Linked DNA regions of Homo sapiens: region 2 is linked to region 1. The links are chromatin loops, found by intact Hi-C in ENCODE. Cell type or tissue: sigmoid colon. All regions are shown on one strand. Each heading gives the region's core, and the rest is flanking DNA. Links, peaks and the distances in the headings are about the cores only.

What was found. Hi-C counts contacts between places; a loop is a spot of excess contacts. Peaks named below come from ENCODE experiments on the same cell type or tissue, not always from the same donor. Only the 100,000 strongest peaks of a DNase experiment are listed, where the experiment ranks them.
Region 2: it touches region 1 in a loop (2.7-fold over the local background); 14 of 110 quality-filtered maps call a loop at or near these places.

The regions. Positions count from the first base shown.
Region 1 is chr13:98,393,032-98,401,361 of GRCh38, forward strand. FARP1 (FERM, ARH/RhoGEF and pleckstrin domain protein 1) reads left to right here. Exons shown (of 27, transcript NM_005766.4): 12 at 612-687; 13 at 2,196-2,445. Among named protein-coding and RNA genes, the nearest start is that of FARP1-AS1, 39 kb to the right of the region's middle. In sigmoid colon, for the core only: a CTCF peak has its summit at 4,447; no DNase peak of the experiment used is centred there; H3K27ac peaks cover 858 bases.
Region 2 is chr13:98,031,398-98,039,727 of GRCh38, forward strand. No RefSeq gene overlaps it. Among named protein-coding and RNA genes, the nearest start is that of IPO5, 82 kb to the left of the region's middle. In sigmoid colon, for the core only: no CTCF peak of the experiment used is centred there; no DNase peak of the experiment used is centred there.

The DNA.
Region 1 (8,330 bases), core at 279-8,278:
TTTCAGGACCTGAGCATTTCAGTGCCTGTTTGATGGGGAAAAGGGGAATAGGCAGACTGAGAGGGAAGAGATGAAAGAGACGTGTCAAGATGCTGTTAAAGTCAGTTCCTTCTACTGTTGAGGGCAGGCCTTTTCCTCTGAACTTACCGCTTTGATAGAGTGAGCGGATGAGTGGTAATTGCCTCTGTTATAGAACTGATCCAGAAAATAATTACCTAAAGTACATGAATTGATTTCATATTGTCAGACCATAGCTTGCTATTCAGAGCATGGGAGGGCGCAGCCACATCCTCCCTCCTCTGTGACTTTCCCCTTAACTAGAAAGGTCCTGCTCAGTTGCTAAATGTTTCTTCACGAGCTGCACCGTGAGAACTACAACAAGGGCTTCTGAGAATTTCTCCGAGATTTAAGTAACCCTTGAACCATGCAAGTGCTATCAAAGGATGACTGCGTATGTTTCCAAGTAGCATTTGTAAAGGCGGCTCTGGGTACCATCATTATTGAGGAAGGCACTAATACGTCCAACAAAAGGACTTTTGTTTCATTTAAAACCAAGGAAAAAGAAACAAAAACCTCACCTAACTTTAATGATCTTGTGTGATTTTTCCCAGGAAGCACAGCAAGATTCATTCTATCCGGAGCCTTGCTTCACAGCCTACAGAACTGAATTCGGAAGTGCTGGAGCAGGTCAGTGATGGCGCTGTCCTATGATAACTCTGCTTTTCCCCACACTTCCTCCACGGAGCCCTGGGCTTCAGAGCGGGCTTTCTTGTTCTCTGTCCTTTCCTTTGGGGTTTTTAGCAGATGAGAATCTGATTATGGGCCTTGGCTTTGACCAGATATAGGCTTTGTGCCATGTGCCGGCAGCCTGGGCTCAGAGGCCGTGGAGTGTGTTGTGTTTTCAGCTGCCTTCTCATCTCCCATGCGGTGCTCTAAGCCACTGAGAACTCAGCTCAGCGGCGGAACCATCGCGGCAGTGGGCAGAGCTGAGACTGACTCTCCAGCTAAATGGGTCCACTTGGGAAGAGATGGGGACCCGCTTTGTAACCAATGGGTGTAACTCCTGCCTGGTGCCAAGGCCAGAAGCCTTTGCTGGCACAGAACTGGTCGGCGAGTTCCCAGAGCTTGTATTACAGGGCAGTGACCACAATTGGCAGTAAGAGACATTATCACTCTTGCTCTGAGGGTGGCAAAAGCTCGTTTTCCCTGGAGTTGGTCTCTGGGTAAGTTCTCAGGGCTTTCTCTAAAAGAGAAAAAGAAACTTGGGGAAGAATATAAAGGAGGTTTCATCGTGTGAATCCAAAAAAACCCCTTTCCCCGTCCAGGCTGCCCTGAGAAGTATAAGCAAACATGTCCTTTGTCGTTTTTCTGATGACTGTGTCAACTTGCCTTCAGGGGTCCCTGATGTGCCTGCCCATCCTTCCCTGGAGACCCCCTGTGGGCTGGAAGGGCCGTCTTGTTCCGTAGAAGCTTTACAAGCCCAACATGAGCAGGACGTGGTGGCTGGCGCCTGTAATCCCAGCACTTTGGGAGGCCAAGGCGGGAGGATCACTTGGCCCCAGGAGTTCAAAGCCAGCCTGGGCAACGTAGACCCCAGTCTCTATAAAAAAATTTAAAAATTAGCCGGGTGTGGTGGCACATGCCTGTGGTCCTAGCCACTTGGGAGGCTGAGGTGGGAGGATTGCTTGACCCCAGGAGTTCAAGCGCAGCCTGGACAACACAGGGAGACCCCATCTCTACAAAAAAAATTTTTTTAATTAGCCGGACATGGTGGCGCAGGACTGTGGTCCCAGCTACTTGGGAGGATTGCTTGAGCCCAAGAGGTCGAGGCCGCTGTGAGCTGTGGTTGCAGCACTGCACTCCAGCCTAGGTGACAGAGTAAGATCCTGTCTCCCCCTCCAAAAAAGAAAAGCAAAGCAAACCCCAGCATGAGTCGGCGGGTCCTGGAAAGCAGAGACCGGGCCGGGCTTGTGCTGCCGGGAACAGTGCTGTCAGCCGCCACGCCCTGAAGGAACCTTCTGGATCATGCCCAGATGTGCCTCCGTGATTGCTGCTAGGCCAGAGAGCTCCGGGGCAGTTCTCCCGCCGCAGAGGCCTCGGGTGTTCTTGCCTGGCTCTCCTTTTCTGTTTTCAGCCTTGGAATAACAGTCTCCCTCTTCTCTATCTCTCCGCACCTTTTTCCCCACCCCACCCAGTCTCAGCAGAGCACCAGCCTTACATTTGGAGAAGGTGCCGAATCTCCAGGGGGCCAGAGCTGCCGGCGAGGAAAGGAACCGAAGGTTTCCGCCGGGGAGCCGGGGTCGCACCCGAGCCCTGCGCCGAGGAGAAGCCCCGCGGGTAACAAGCAGGCGGACGGAGCCGCCTCGGCGCCCACGGAGGAAGAGGAGGAGGTCGTTAAGGATAGGACCCAGCAGAGTAAACCTCAGCCCCCGCAGCCAAGCACAGGTCCAGCATCCCGGGCTGCCAGAGGCAGCAGTACTTCCATTCCTTTCATTGACTGCAGTGACGTAGATAGCGAATACGACCTTCTTAGAGAACAAGCGTCCCGATCCCGGTCCCGATCCCGGTCCCGGTCCCAAACAAATGACAATTATGAGGGTGATCTGACCAGCGGTGTCTATCTGCTGTCCAGGGAGGAGGGGCGAAGAGAGGCTGGGCGTAGGGCTTCCCCGCACTCTGCGAAGTCCTCCCGGCCTCCTTCCGGAGAATTCCTTGATGACGATTCAGCAGACATCACCTTTGATATGAGCGGGAGCCCTCGACTCCCAAGGCATAGCTCTCTCATAGATGAAATGTTCAAGGGCTCGGCTGGTCACAGCCCCCTGGCCACCCCATTGTCTCCCAGCAGCAGCAGTTCAAGTCCAAATATGAGTTGGGACAGAACTGGGTCTCAAGGCTATGTTTCGGAAAATGGACATGACCATAGAGAGGGGAGTATGGGAGAAGACACTCTCCCGGACCAGGGTCCTCCTTATGAACGCTGGTCCCCCACCTCGCCAAGGCCATACATGCGGAATCTTCCTGGTAGATGTAATAAGTCAGAGACAGATCCACTCATCCTTAGCCAGGTAGCATTTACCCCGGAGGCCATGGATGGGCTTGGTGGCCGTGGGAAGTGGGGGCAAGCCAGCGCAGCTGCTCCCGAGGGTAGAAGCCTGGCTAATGGCACACCCCCCATGGGTGCAGCCTCTAAGGTCCCTGCTGTGCAGTCGGTGTGTGCCAGAGGCATGGCGGGGCAGCTGGCACCCCTGCAAGTGACCGAGGGCTCCACCAGCAGTGGGACTGAGTCCAGTGAGTCAGACTCTGAGATGCTGATCCCCGGGAGTCAGCCCCTCATATTTGGTAACCCCGCAGTGCTGCGTTCCCCGTCCCTGCTGAGAAGCCGGGGGTCCTTGGGTGGCCTGCGTTTGAGTGAGGAACAGGAGGAGGATGAGTGAGGAACAGGAGGAGGATGAGTGAGGAGGCCAGGAGCCAAGTCTTCAGCCCGAGCAACCTGGGGTCACGAGACCAGGGTTTCCCTAAAGATCATCTGTTCTAGTGACTCATTCATTTGTAGTCTACATTTGTTAGAGGAGATTTTGGACAGGCACATGTTTGAAAGAGTCTGCCTGACTTCTAAAATCGTTAAGAAAAACAAAACTTCACATAAGTGGCTTGCTTTCCAGAAAAGGTGGGCAAGATAAACAGCAAGTCCTAATGACAAGTTCTCAGGAGCTTGTTTATTTTGCTGGTTGAAGGCTAGGAAGAAACACTTTATTATGAATCCGATCATGTGTATAGTGTGTTATATTTATATGGCAATTTTCTGTGTATGTTCAATTATGCAGCTCACCCTCCTGTTGGTTGAGAGTTTGAACTGAAGCATCCTTGAGATTACAGAAAAGGGTTTCCCATTCTCCCCTTCTTTAAAAGGAGGGCTGCTTTGTCCATGCCTCATGAAGTGAGGAATTGGCACTATTCAAGGCCAAATGTAAATTGATAGCTAGTTGAGATTATGTTGGTGAAATCTTTCGTCAAGAATAATGAATATTTTAATGGGAAGAATTTGGGGTTATTTCTGCTTCCCAGGCTTCCTGTGAAATACTAGAAAAGTTGTCAAATCTTCATGAATTGTGATCTACTAGGGATTGCTGGTTTGGTTTAGGTTTGCATTGGTGGATCATATTGTTATGTTTTAAGAAGTACAATTCTGCCTCTCAGAATCTCTTGGTGAAACTGAAATCCTATTGAGTGTGGATGCAGGGAAGAGCAACACCTTGAAATAGGCACTGTTGTCACCAGTAGGTCAACAAACTAAATGCCTGCCTTTGAATTGTGTACAGCGCAGAGAAGGACTGTTTTCCAGCATGGTTGCTCTTGGTTGGTGTACAGACACAGTCTTACCATTCACACTCTGGTGAACAGTGTCCTCTGTTGGGAATAGTGATACTTGGATGTTTCTCTGAGCCAGAAAAAAGAAAATGTAAGGAGAGAGAGATTGACTTCTTTTTAAATCTTGCCCACCAGTGTCACTGCCTTTCACCCAGCATTCCTGCATTTTAGATTAAAGAGCCTGGTTTTCACTTGAAGTTTCTCTGCCTTAGCTGCACGTTGCAATTTTCTGAGATATTTTAAAAATTAGTGATGCCGGGACCCTGACCCTAGGGATTTTGATCTCATTGGTCTTGAGTGCTCCTTGGGCTTCCCAGCTGTTTGTACTGGGCAGCCAGGGTCACTTCTTACCCAGGCTGTCTCGAATCTAGTGGAATACAGTAAAAGTGTTAGCTAAATTTTTGGCTTGCTTGCAGAGTAAGAAAAACATCACAAACAAACTGCTTTTTCTTGATGCCTGTGATTTGTACTTTTCAGCCTTAGGTACTTTTTTTTTTGAAAAAAAAAAAAAAAAAAAGATAAATTGTAGAATAAAATTTTTAGATCCTAAGTAACTACAAAATTATTGAAAAGAGTCCTAACAAGGATAGCTCCCTGATGTGCCACCATACCAGGGCCTCACTGGGCTCATCACGCGACCCGATCACAAGGGAAGCACCAGGCGTGCTTAGGACACTGAGTAGAATTTGGCAGCAGCATAGAAAATGGAGGAGGATCGGCTCGTCTCATTGACAAATGATATCTGTCCACATGAATGTCCAGAAGTCGGTTTTAAAGAGTCTGAACACTTAATCCATTTTTATACAGACTTTTTTTGTTTTGTTTTCCTAATCATTTGATTCAGTGCCTGATTGAATCAAGCTGATTGTTGGATCGTTTGAGAGTTGTTCATTGAAGTAGTCTATTTACGCCTTGCTTTGAATTTATATATTTAACCAGAATCACAGAATTTTTAAACTGGAAGGGACCTCAGAGGTTCTTCTGGGCAAACCTTCATTTCTTCTGAAAAAGTTAAGTGACTTTGCATAACTAATACAGCTATTGCATGACAAAGCTGAAACTGTAACCTCGTCTCTAGGCTTCACTTTTTTAATCTCTGTGATATCTTGGTGCAATAGGAGCTTTTTGATTCAATATTTTAATTTTGGAGAGTCATATGAATTAATAATTCAAATCGGATGTGGAGACTAGTGATCAAGTAGACTTAGGCAATTACAGGCCATAATAGGTGGGAAGAACTACTTCTTTTTATATGGTGAGGGTTTTGCAGTTATAACACATTTTTGCATAATCTGTTCAGACATAGGAAAAATGTCAATTTGCTATGAGTGTTCAGTGAAGTGTGAGTTAAACAGAGCCAAGTGTGGAATCCTGTGGTTTATCTGTGAAAGTGGTTTGTTCAAATGAATTTTCTTTTTCCCTCTAATTATACAGCAGTCTGGTAATGAAATACGATTGAGCACTAGGTATGAACTTACACAGCGTATGACAGGAATCGTCAAATGTAAGCATCCCCGAGCAAAACACGCTTCAATCATTATTTTGTTTTGCTTTTTCCTACAGCAGTGATTTTTATCTAAGTATTTTAAGAGCAGTTGATCAATGGCAGTATACTCAGTTGTGTATTGATGAGATTTTTCACTTTAAGAGTTGCTCATAGAGTTTTTCCCTCACTGGCTTTGTACCAGGCAAGCAACTTAATTTCTGCTTCTTGGCCAGTATTCACAAAAGCAGCAATCCTGGTGTAATTAATGGTGCTTACAGTTTGTTTAAAGGCTGTTTATCATACATCCTGATGTGCTGCGAATAGTCACTACTTGCCTCAAGAGGAGCTTGTCCTATGCTAATAAAGATTCTATAACATTGGCCAAAGGGTCCGTTTATACATTCTTTGAGCCTGGTGGAGCACGTTTGCTGAGGTGATGTGGTCTCCTCAGTGTCACTGTGAAGAGCTCAGTCAGGAAAAGCCAGCAGCATCTACCCTGCCACCCTCCAAACCTTCTGACTTTGGGGAGACTCCAGTCCCCCAGGTCTTTACCCAGCCTGCAGATCTCATTCTAGCTTAACAAGGGCATGCGTGTGCATGAAGTTGAACTAAGAGTGGAGGAAGGCCAGAGGTAGGGTTGGGTGTGATACTAGGTAGCAGATATTACAGACTTCTGAATGCATTCAGATTTCCAAAGGGTTTCCTGAGACCTCTCAACCAATCTTTCTAGGACAATAGCTAGTGTAGGGGTCTCCTGACTCAATAGGGGACCCAGGCCTTCAGATACCAGCCACTCACTGGCTGCTCTGTGACGTGCTATCTTAAGACCGTGAATGGAAGACAAGCCCTATGTAAACACAAATCTTAAAGCCACTGTTGGCTACTCGAGGGCCTCCTTGTGCTAATATCTTTTGTTGGATATTATTTCAAAATATGTGAATTTTAGACCCTTTTGTGGTTGCCTTTGCTGCCGCTTGTTAAGGGCAAAATAAAAACGCAAGAAATTCTTTTAGCATGAAGAAATACATTTAATGAGCTCCAGAACTCAAAATAAATGGCTTCAGCTCCTTGAACAGTCATCTGTATGCCATTGACAATATTTTATTAGATAGGCGTTTAATTAGAGGAAGTCTGTGGGCCAGATTCTTCCCTGCATGTGTGATTCATATTTGGAAATTTCTGATTTATCTCCCCCCAATTGTGCCATGTGGCCTGCACTTAAAATGTAAGTAATTCTGATTTTATTCTCAAGAACTTATTTGAAGATTCAAGCCAAGCAATGCTGAAAAAAGCTAGGCCTGCAAAACTAAAACATAGCACGAGCCTCTCAAAATTTCCACCAAATATACAAAATCCAGTCTGCTCTGAATGTGCATCAGAAACTCAACTTTGGTTATTAGCCCTGGAATTTGGTGCCAAAAACAAAAATTTGGTTTTGTTGTCAAGCAATTTCTAAAGGAAGAAACAATGTAAATATTAATCTGTCATTTTAAATGTTGTTGAAACTGCCATGAGTGTGCACACAGCTCTCTGTTTCATACCTGTAATCAGTATTCGCATGCTTTCAGTCCACTGTTTCTACTTAAAGCATTATTCCGTATTTCAGCACAGAATGACTTTGGTGAAACTGTAGCTGTTAGTGAGTAATTGCGTTACAGGCAGACCCAGTCTTAAATTAACAAATCTGGGTTCCCTTAACTATCAGGTTTATGTTGGTTTTATTTGCTTCTATCTGGATCCCTTCTCTTTGCCTGGGACCTTATTCTGATTAGCTAGATTTTTAAGAGCTTTTAAAGTTACATTCCCCAGAAAGACTTTTTTTCTCTGGACTTTCTCTTTTATGGTCTGTAAACATTTCTCCTCTGATGGTCATGGACTTAGTTCTAAGACTGGCCTTCCTCTAGTGTGATGGTATGAGTCTATTCTATTGCTGCTAAATTTTACAAATTGAACTGCAGAAGAGTCTTTCTAGGTAATCCCTGTAACAGAGCAAGTTTCTTTGAACCCTAGCCATGTATGTGTAGTGTTCCATTATTGGAACGCTAAGCATGTGGGAGTTATTTATATCTTACTGCTCACGGTCATCATCAAGGTCTGATTACAAAAATTCAAAAAATTACAACCTCAGGCATAAATTTAAAGAGGTGGCCATTTAAAAATAATCCGTTGCTACCATTTCCACTTAAAATGGTAGCTCTCTGATGAGTTTTATATTGGCTCTCTGTTAGCCAAGCCCGTAAGAGCATATGGAGAGAAAGGTACGATTGAATGAACTTCTGTGAGCGGCATAAAGACATTTACTCTGACAACATTAAAGAATTTACTGGTACTGTTTTTTTTCCTTGTTAGTTTAATTCCATCTGTTTCTGTTTAATTGAGTGAAACTTAATAAAAATGGTGTCTCTAGTGAGCACATGTACACACCTCTCCCAGTTGTTGGGATTTAAAATGAAGCTGTGACTTTTAGGCCAAA
Region 2 (8,330 bases), core at 121-8,120, 360 kb before region 1:
TTTGCTCTATTAAATCCCTGTTTGAAATACCTAGTATGGTCTCTGTTTTTCTGATTAAATCTTGACAGATACTAAATGTACACAACAATTTATTTAGTGTATTCGATGTGTATATTTTTATGAGTAAATTAATAAGAAAAATACATTTTTTACTCTGTGATCCTCAGTTTTGACAAGTTAAACATTCCTTAACATACTCGTAAGAAGAAAACAATGTATTCAAGGAGGAAATGTTCATTTAATATTTTCAAGAAATGAATTCATTATAACAAGTTTTAGTTAATCAGTTCATTTGGTGAATTCAGATCATGGATAGTGGGCAAATCGATCTTTTAGTAACATAGCTTTTGGCAAATTAATGTTTGGTAAATTGGCCCCACTATTCTCTTTCACCCCAGCCTGGCTCAAAAGTCATTTCTTTTGTTGTTGTTCTTTTTTTTTTTTTTTTTTTTTGAGATGGAGTCTTGCTTTGTCACCCAGGCTGGAGTGCAGTGGCACAATCTCGGCTCACTGCAACCTCCGCCTCCCAGATTCAAGTGATTCTCCTGCCTCAGCCTTCCAACTAGCTGGAACTACAGGCACATGCCGCCACGCCCAGCTTATTTTTTATACTTTAGTAGAGACGGGGTTTCACCATGTTGCCCAGGCTGGTCTCGAACTTCTGAGCTCAGGCAATCTGCCCACCTCGGCCTCTCAGAGTGCTAGGATTACAGGCGTGAGCCACCGCGCCTGGCCCCAGCCTGAATTTGAATTGCATGTATATTCTCTATTTCCAAATCTCTGGATTTGGAAAGTGGACTTAACATCATTTTCTGCCTCAGTTCACTCATTGGGAAATGGAGAAACGCCTCCTTGGTATGGTTGCTGAGAGAATTGAGTGTGGACAGGAATGCAGAAGGCCTGGGAACCACGGGCAGACGCCCTGTGCTGTGCTGAGCCAGCAGAAGGCCTGCCTGGCCCTTGTACCTTACATCTCCATTCCCTTAAGAAAAGGAGAGTTTCGCAATTTCTAAAAATTAGCATCTACGGTGTCTACTAAGTTATTTTATCTCAGAACAAAAATGTAACAGAAAGGTTGATAGTGTACACAGTAAAATAATAAATGGAATTTGTGGTGACTGATTTATACTGTGATTATCTTAAAACCTAAGAACATTATATTTTAAAAGTTTTGCTCTTTTATCTGAAAATGCAAAATGTGTTTTTTATTATATATTTTAAGGATTCATCATCCCTGAATTATGCTACAGGAAAGACAATTGCCACCCCACAAAATCAGTATATGGAAAGTCTTATTACTGGGTTTTTTTCATAATTCAGACTATCAATAGTTTGTATTCTGAGCAGCTTATGTGTGGTTTTCATATTGTATTTTGAATGGCCTTTTTGGTTATTTAAAAATGTGTCTCAGCCGGGCGCGGTGGCTCACGCCTGTATTCCCAACACTTCGGGAGGCTGAGACGGGCGGATCACAAGGTCAGGAGATCAAGACCATCCTGGCTAACATGGTGAAACCCCGTCTCTACTAAAAATAAAAAAAAAATTAGCCAGGCGTGGTGGCGGGCGCCTGTAGTCCCAGCTACTCAGGAGGCTGAGGCAGGAAAATGGCGTGAACCCGGGAGACAGAGTTTGCAGTGAGCCGAGATGGCGCCACTGCACTCCAGCCTGGGCGATAGAGCGAGACTCCGTCTCAAAAAAAATAAATAAAAATAAAAATGTGTCTCTCTGGCCAGGCGCAGTGGTTCACGCCTGTAATCCCAGCACTTTGGGAGGCTGAGGCAGGCAGATCACTTGAGCCCAGGAGTTTGAGACCAGCCTGGCCAACATGGTGAAACCCCGTCTCCACTGAAAATACAAAAATTAGCTGGATGTGGTGCCAGGCACCTGTAATCCCAGCTACTCAGGAGGCTGAAGCTGGTGAATTGGTTGAACCCTGGGAATTGGAGGTTGCAGTGAGCTGAGATGGCGCCACTGCATTCCAGCCTGGGCAGCAGAGCAAGACTCCGTCTCAAAACTAAACAAATAAATAAATAAATAAATAAATAAGCCTCTCTCTGGAGAAAACTGAGAACCTTGAGGGGGCAGCAGAGGAGCATCACTCACTGCTTTAAAAAGTTAGAGAACGACGGCTTCTGGAGCTTCACCATCTGAGGGAAAAATGCTTATGTGGAAGCATTTCTAAAGAATATACCAATTAGATGAGAAATGCGTCAAAGCTGAGGACTTCTCTCCAGGTGTACGGCGCGGCTGCCGTTTCAGCTGCTGGTCAGGGCCCTGCCTTCATCCTTCCATGCTCAACTGAATTCAGAGGGCAGACAGGTGAGAATGAAGCTCATCATGAACAATAGAACCCTAGGGGCAAGAAAGGTACAAATGATTCTCTAACAGAGCCATCCTGGGTTAATTATTAGTGTGTCTCCCACGAAGCCCGTCCTGGGTTAATCATTAGTGCGTTTGTACTGTCTCTTCTGATCCCCCTCCCTTGTTGGGGAAAATAATCTCACTAACAACATAAAATTGGTAAGGCTTGAGGTCTGAGCTATTATTTAATTAAAGTTATTTTGAAATTTTTGTTGTTGTTTTTTGAAACAGGGTCTCACTGTCACCCAGGCTGGAGTGTGGTGGCACGACCTCCGCTCACTGCAATGTCTATAAGCCCGGGCTCAAACGGTTCCCCCACCTCAGCTTCCCGAGTAGCTGAGACTACAGGCATGGCCACATCCCCCGGCTAATTTTTTTTTGTTTTTTGTAGAGACAGGGGTCTCAGTATGTTGCTCAGGCTAATCTTGAACTCCTGGGCTCAAGCAATACACCCGCCTCAGCCTCCCAAAGTGCTGGAATTATAGGCATGAGCCACCACACCTGGCCTGAAAGTATTTTTAATTGGGAGATACTTTAGAAACCTTTCTATACATTCAGTGCCAAATAAATGCAGTCATTAACGTGACAAATAATTAATAGCTATTTGATTATCTAGTGTTATTTTTTAAGTGCCTTTTTCTTTTTTCTTTTGAGACAGGGTCTCACTCTATCACCCAGGCTGGAGTGCAGTAGCGTGAACACAGCTCACTGCAGCCTCGACCTCCCAGGCCCAGGTAATCTTCCCACCTCAGCCTCCCAGATAGCTCAGACTACAGGTGCACCACCACGCCCTGCTCATTTTTTATGCTTTCTGTAGAGACAGCGTTTCTCACTATGTTACCTGGGCTGGTCTCGAACTCCTGGACTCAAGTGATCTACCTACTTTGGCCTCCCAAAGTGCTGGGATTGTGGCCGTGAGCCACCACACCCATACTTTTTTTTTTTAAGAGATAGGATCTCACTCTGTCACCCAAGTCTGGAGTGGTGCAATCATAGCTCACTGTAGCCTCAAACTCCTGGGTTCAAGCCATCCTTCCACCTCAGCCTCCCAGCAGCTAGGATTACAGGCATGTAGCGACACACCCAGATAATTTTTTCATTTTTTGTAGAGATGGAATCTCGCCGTGTTGCCCAGATTGGTCTCAAACTCCTGGCCTCAAGCAATGCTCCCACCTCAGCCCCCAAAGTGCTAGAATTATCGGCATGAGCCACGGCACCCAAACTTAAGGCAATATTGAGATTCCAGATTCCACATATTCCCACTAGAATTATGGCCTGCTACAATATGGTAAGCAAATGAGTAAGAATTTGGAGAAACCTTGAGAGTTTTAGGACCACAAATAATAACATAGTAGGATTAAGGGAAACATTGAGGATAAATATTAGAAAATATGAAAAAAAGAACTGTTACCCTAAAATACAGGTTAAGCTAGCTCTATGTACTTAACACATTTCTGAAGAAGAATGCATGTTCCATATGGTGAATACTTTTTATATTGTTATAAATGTGGCACATGCCCATGGAGAGAATGATAGCCTTTATGCATGATGAAACCCGTCATTTTGACATAACTCTGGACTTGCTCAATTATGTCTTTTGCCATTACTATCCATTTTAATGCATTTAGCTCTCCCACTCAAAGTGGGCAAAAAGAATGCTCAATTTATTGATTTCTCTGTATAACCAAAGGCAGACATGGGGGTGCGCACCTGTTACCTCAACTACTTGAGAGGCTGAGGCGAGAAGGTTGCTTGAACCCAGGAGTTCAAGGCTGCAGTGAGCTATGATTGTGCTATTGCACTTTAGCCTGGGCAACAGAGCAAGACTCTGTCTCTGGGGGAAAGAAAAAAAAACTTGTGTGTGCCAAAATATGTGGCCGTGTGGTGGTTTTCTTTAGAGCAAAAGGGCAGCCCCATGACTTCAAGACTTCAAAGGTAAGCACGGAAATTTCCCCTGTGTGGAGTGAGCATTTTCATTTCCATCACCCTGAAAAAGGCAGGTCCTAGATTCGGAACTGGGGACTGGCGAAGCAGGCTTTTGATGAGAAGGTTTGGGACCTAGTCATGTGGGTCTCGTCTCTGACTGGCCCAAGCCCACGCAAGAGCACTTTCCCACTGGAAGCTCAACCAGCCTTTGCCACATGGAGCCAGCCCAGATATCAGGGAGACTGTGTTTCTTTTGAGATGGAGTCTCGCTCTGTAACCAGGCTGGTGTGCAGTGGCGCGATCTCAGCTCACTGCAACCTCCGCCTCCCAAATTCAAGTGATTCTCCTGCCTCAGCCTCCTGAGTAGCTGGGACTACAGGTGCACACCACCACACCCCGCTAATTTTTTGTATTTTTAGTAGAGATGGGGTTTCACCATGTTGGCCAGGATGGTCTCGATCTCTTGACCTTGTGATCTGCCTGCCTCGGCCTCCCAAAGTGCTGGGATTGTAGGTATGAGCCACCGCACCTGGCCGAGATTCCGTCTCAAAGGGCCCCGGGATTGGTTCTGCTCACAGTAGCTGGTGGACTGATGTAGGTGAGCACTAGGATGTGCTTCCCTCCGTGATTTCCAAATTGTAAGTGTAGTTGTATCCAAGGCTGCAGTCTGGTCCCTGCTCAGCCACTTCTAGAACACCACCACAGAACAACCCCACTGCAGGGGTTGCTACCTGTGCCATAGTAGAAGGTGAGAAAAACAGGGAGTTACCACCCAACCGTGGACTCCGGAGTGACACTGCTTCGGCTGTGTGCAGACAACAGGGAGCTGAGGCCAGGCTGCTCTCTCCAGACTTGTTCTGCATTCAGGTTCTGCCCCCACAAAGTATGGACCTGACCTGCTGCTGCCTCTCACCCCACTCGCTTCCACTCTCAGTTCAGACCCAGTGTGAAGGCATCAGATTGGTAGAACTCAAGTTCCATCTGAAAACCTAGCTGTGGCCGGGCACAGTGGCTCACACCTGTCATCCCAGCACTTTAGGAGGCCGAGGGGGGTGGATCGTTTGAGGCCAGGAGTTCAAGACCAGCCTGGGCAACATAGCAAGACCCCATCTCTACTAAAAGTACAAAAATTAGCTGGGCATGGTGGCACATGCCTGTAATCCCAGCGACTTAGGAGGCTGAGGCAGGAGAATCACTTGAACCCAGGAGGTGGAGGTTGCAGTGAGCCGAGATTGTGCCACTGCACTCTAGCCTGGGCGACAGAGTGAGGCTCTGTCTCAAAAAAAAAGGCCTACATCTAGGCCTGAGGTTGTGCTATAGGCTGTTTATTTCTCCCCAAAATTCATGTTGAAACCTAATCTCAAACGTGATGGTATTGGAGGTGGGGCCTTCGGGAGGTGATTAGGTCACAAGGACAGAGCCCTCATAGATGCGATTCGTGCCCTTATAAAAGAGAGCTTGTAAGGGAGCTCCTTCACCCACCTGCCAGCAAGAAGACAGCTCTATGAAGCAGGAAGCAGCCCCTCTCCAAACACTGAGTCCACTGGTGCCTTGGTTTTGGACCTTTGGACCTCTCAGCGTCCAGAACTATGAGAACTAAATTTCTGTTGTTGATAAGTCACCCAATCTGTGGTAGTTTTTGGGGTTTTGTGTGTGTGTGTGTGTGTGTGTGTGTGTGTGTGTGTGTGTGTTTTGTTTGTTTGTTTTTTGTTTTTGAGCTTTGCTCTGTCTGTCGCCCAGGCTGGAGTGCAGTGGCGCATGTCAGCTCACTGCAACTTCTGCCTTGCATGTTCAAGCGATTCTCCCACCTCAGCCTCCCAAGTAGCTGGGATTACAGGCACCCACCACCATGCCCGGCTCGGCTAATTTTTGTATTTTAGTAGAGACGAGGTTTCACCGTGTTGCCCAGGCTGGTCTCGAACTTCTGACCTCAAGTGATCTGCCCGCCTTGGCGTCCCAAAGTGCTGGGATTGCAGGTGTGAGGCACCACACCCAGCCTATAGCAGTTTTGATACAGCAGCCAGAACAGACTAAGGCAGGTGGGGAGGGTGCTCCAGGTGGAAGGAAGTGCACAGGCAGAGGCCTGGCAGTGGGACCACGTGGTGCGCTCCAAGAGCTGAACTGGTGTCGGAGCTGGACAGAACAGTAACGTCAGGGCAGGCGTTTCTGTTTCCAGCTGGACAAAGAGAAGTCATGGGCAGGGAGATTCAAAAGACACAATGGTTTTTCTCCCTCTCATGATTAATTTGAGATAGATTCAGTAGCTGAGAAGCTGAGGCAAGCTTGGCATTTTAATACTTACAGAGTGAGTGAAAAATGACCTCCACGCAGAGGGGAAAGCTAACAAATTGAGGGATGATGGATAGCTTCTCTCTCTTCAAAGAGGGGAGCCCCTTGAAAGGTTTCTGACATGAAGGTGAGGTTCTAGAGCTGAGCTGTCCAACCCAGCAGCCACCAGCACATGTGGCCTTGAGCTTGAGCTTGAGACGTGGCTAGCACTTTGGATGGGATGTGCTGCAGGTGTGAAATATATACCTGACTGCAGGAGACAGAGCGTGGGAAAAAAAGGAATCTCAGTAATAATGGAATATATGGATTCCATGTTGAAATGATACTATTTTGGATATATTCAACAAAATATATTGTTAAAATTAATTTTACCCCTTTCTTCTTACTTTTTAAAGTGTGGCTACCAGAACATTTTTCTTTTAAGACAGAGTTTCTCTCTTGTTGCCCAGGCTGGAGTGCAATGGCGCGATCTTGGCTCACCACAACCTCCGCCTCCCAGGTTCAAGCCATTCTCCTTCCTCAGCCTCCCGAGTAGCTGGGATTACAGGCGCGCACCACCACGCCTGGCTAATTTTGATGCACAGCTATTTTTTGTTTTTGTTTTTGTGTTTTTTGTATTTTAGTAGAGACAGGGTTTCACCATGTTGGCCACAATGGTCTCAATCTCCTGACCTCATTATCTGCCTTCCTCGGCCTCCCAAAATGCTGGGATTACAGGCGTGAGCCACCGTGCCCGGCTACCAGAACATTTTTAATTACACACATGGCTAACATTATATTTCTTTTTTTTTTTTTTTTGAGATGGAATCTCACTCTGTTGCCCAGGCTGGAGTACAGTGGTGCAATCTCAGCTCACTGCAACCTCCACCTCCCAGGTTCAAGTGATCCTTCTGCCTCAGCCTCCCAAGTAGCTGGGATTACAAGCATGAGCCACCACACCCAGCTAATTTTTTTATTTTTAGTAGAGACAGGGTTCCACCCATGTTGGCCAGGCTGGTCTCGATATCCTGACTTCAAGTGATCCACCCACCTCGGCCTCCCAAACTGTTGGGATTACAGGCATGAGCCACCACACCAGGCCCTAACATTATATTTCTATTGGACAGTGCTATTTTTGAGTGCCTTATTCTACCTAAACAAAATTCAAAGGAATTTGTTTAAAGTGGTTACCTCTGAAACCCCAGAGCCTCATGCAATTATTTTTCCCTGTAAATTTCAGGTCTGCCAGCTCCCTAGCCCTGTCTTGCTTGAGACTAGATTTTTATGTTATAAACCATGCTTCCAATAATATATCCATCTTTGAAGAATGAATTTTGAAGTTACAGAGTTATGCTTTTGGTAAGAAAGAATACAATTTTAAAATTTTTTATGGGTCTTTAATATCTCGTGATGTGAATGCTGCTCACTCAGGGCTATCGACGCACAAAAAGCAGCTGCTCCACTGCTCCTGCAGCCACATCCCTGGAGCCCTAATGGGCAGTTCAAGCCTTGTCTGCCCACATTGCCCTGGCTCAGGGCCAGCTACAGTGGTCTCCAAGGGAGCAGGAAGGTGGATTCTTCAAGCAGCCATTGCCAAACAAGAATACCTGAGAAGTTGGCTGGGCGCGGTGGCTCATGCCTGTAATCCCAGTATTTTGGGAGGCTGAGGTCGGCAGATCACTTGAGCTCAGGAGTTCGAGACCAGCCTGGCCAACATGGTGAAACCTCGTCTCTACTAAAAATACAAAAAAAATTAGCTGGGTGTGGTGGTGGGC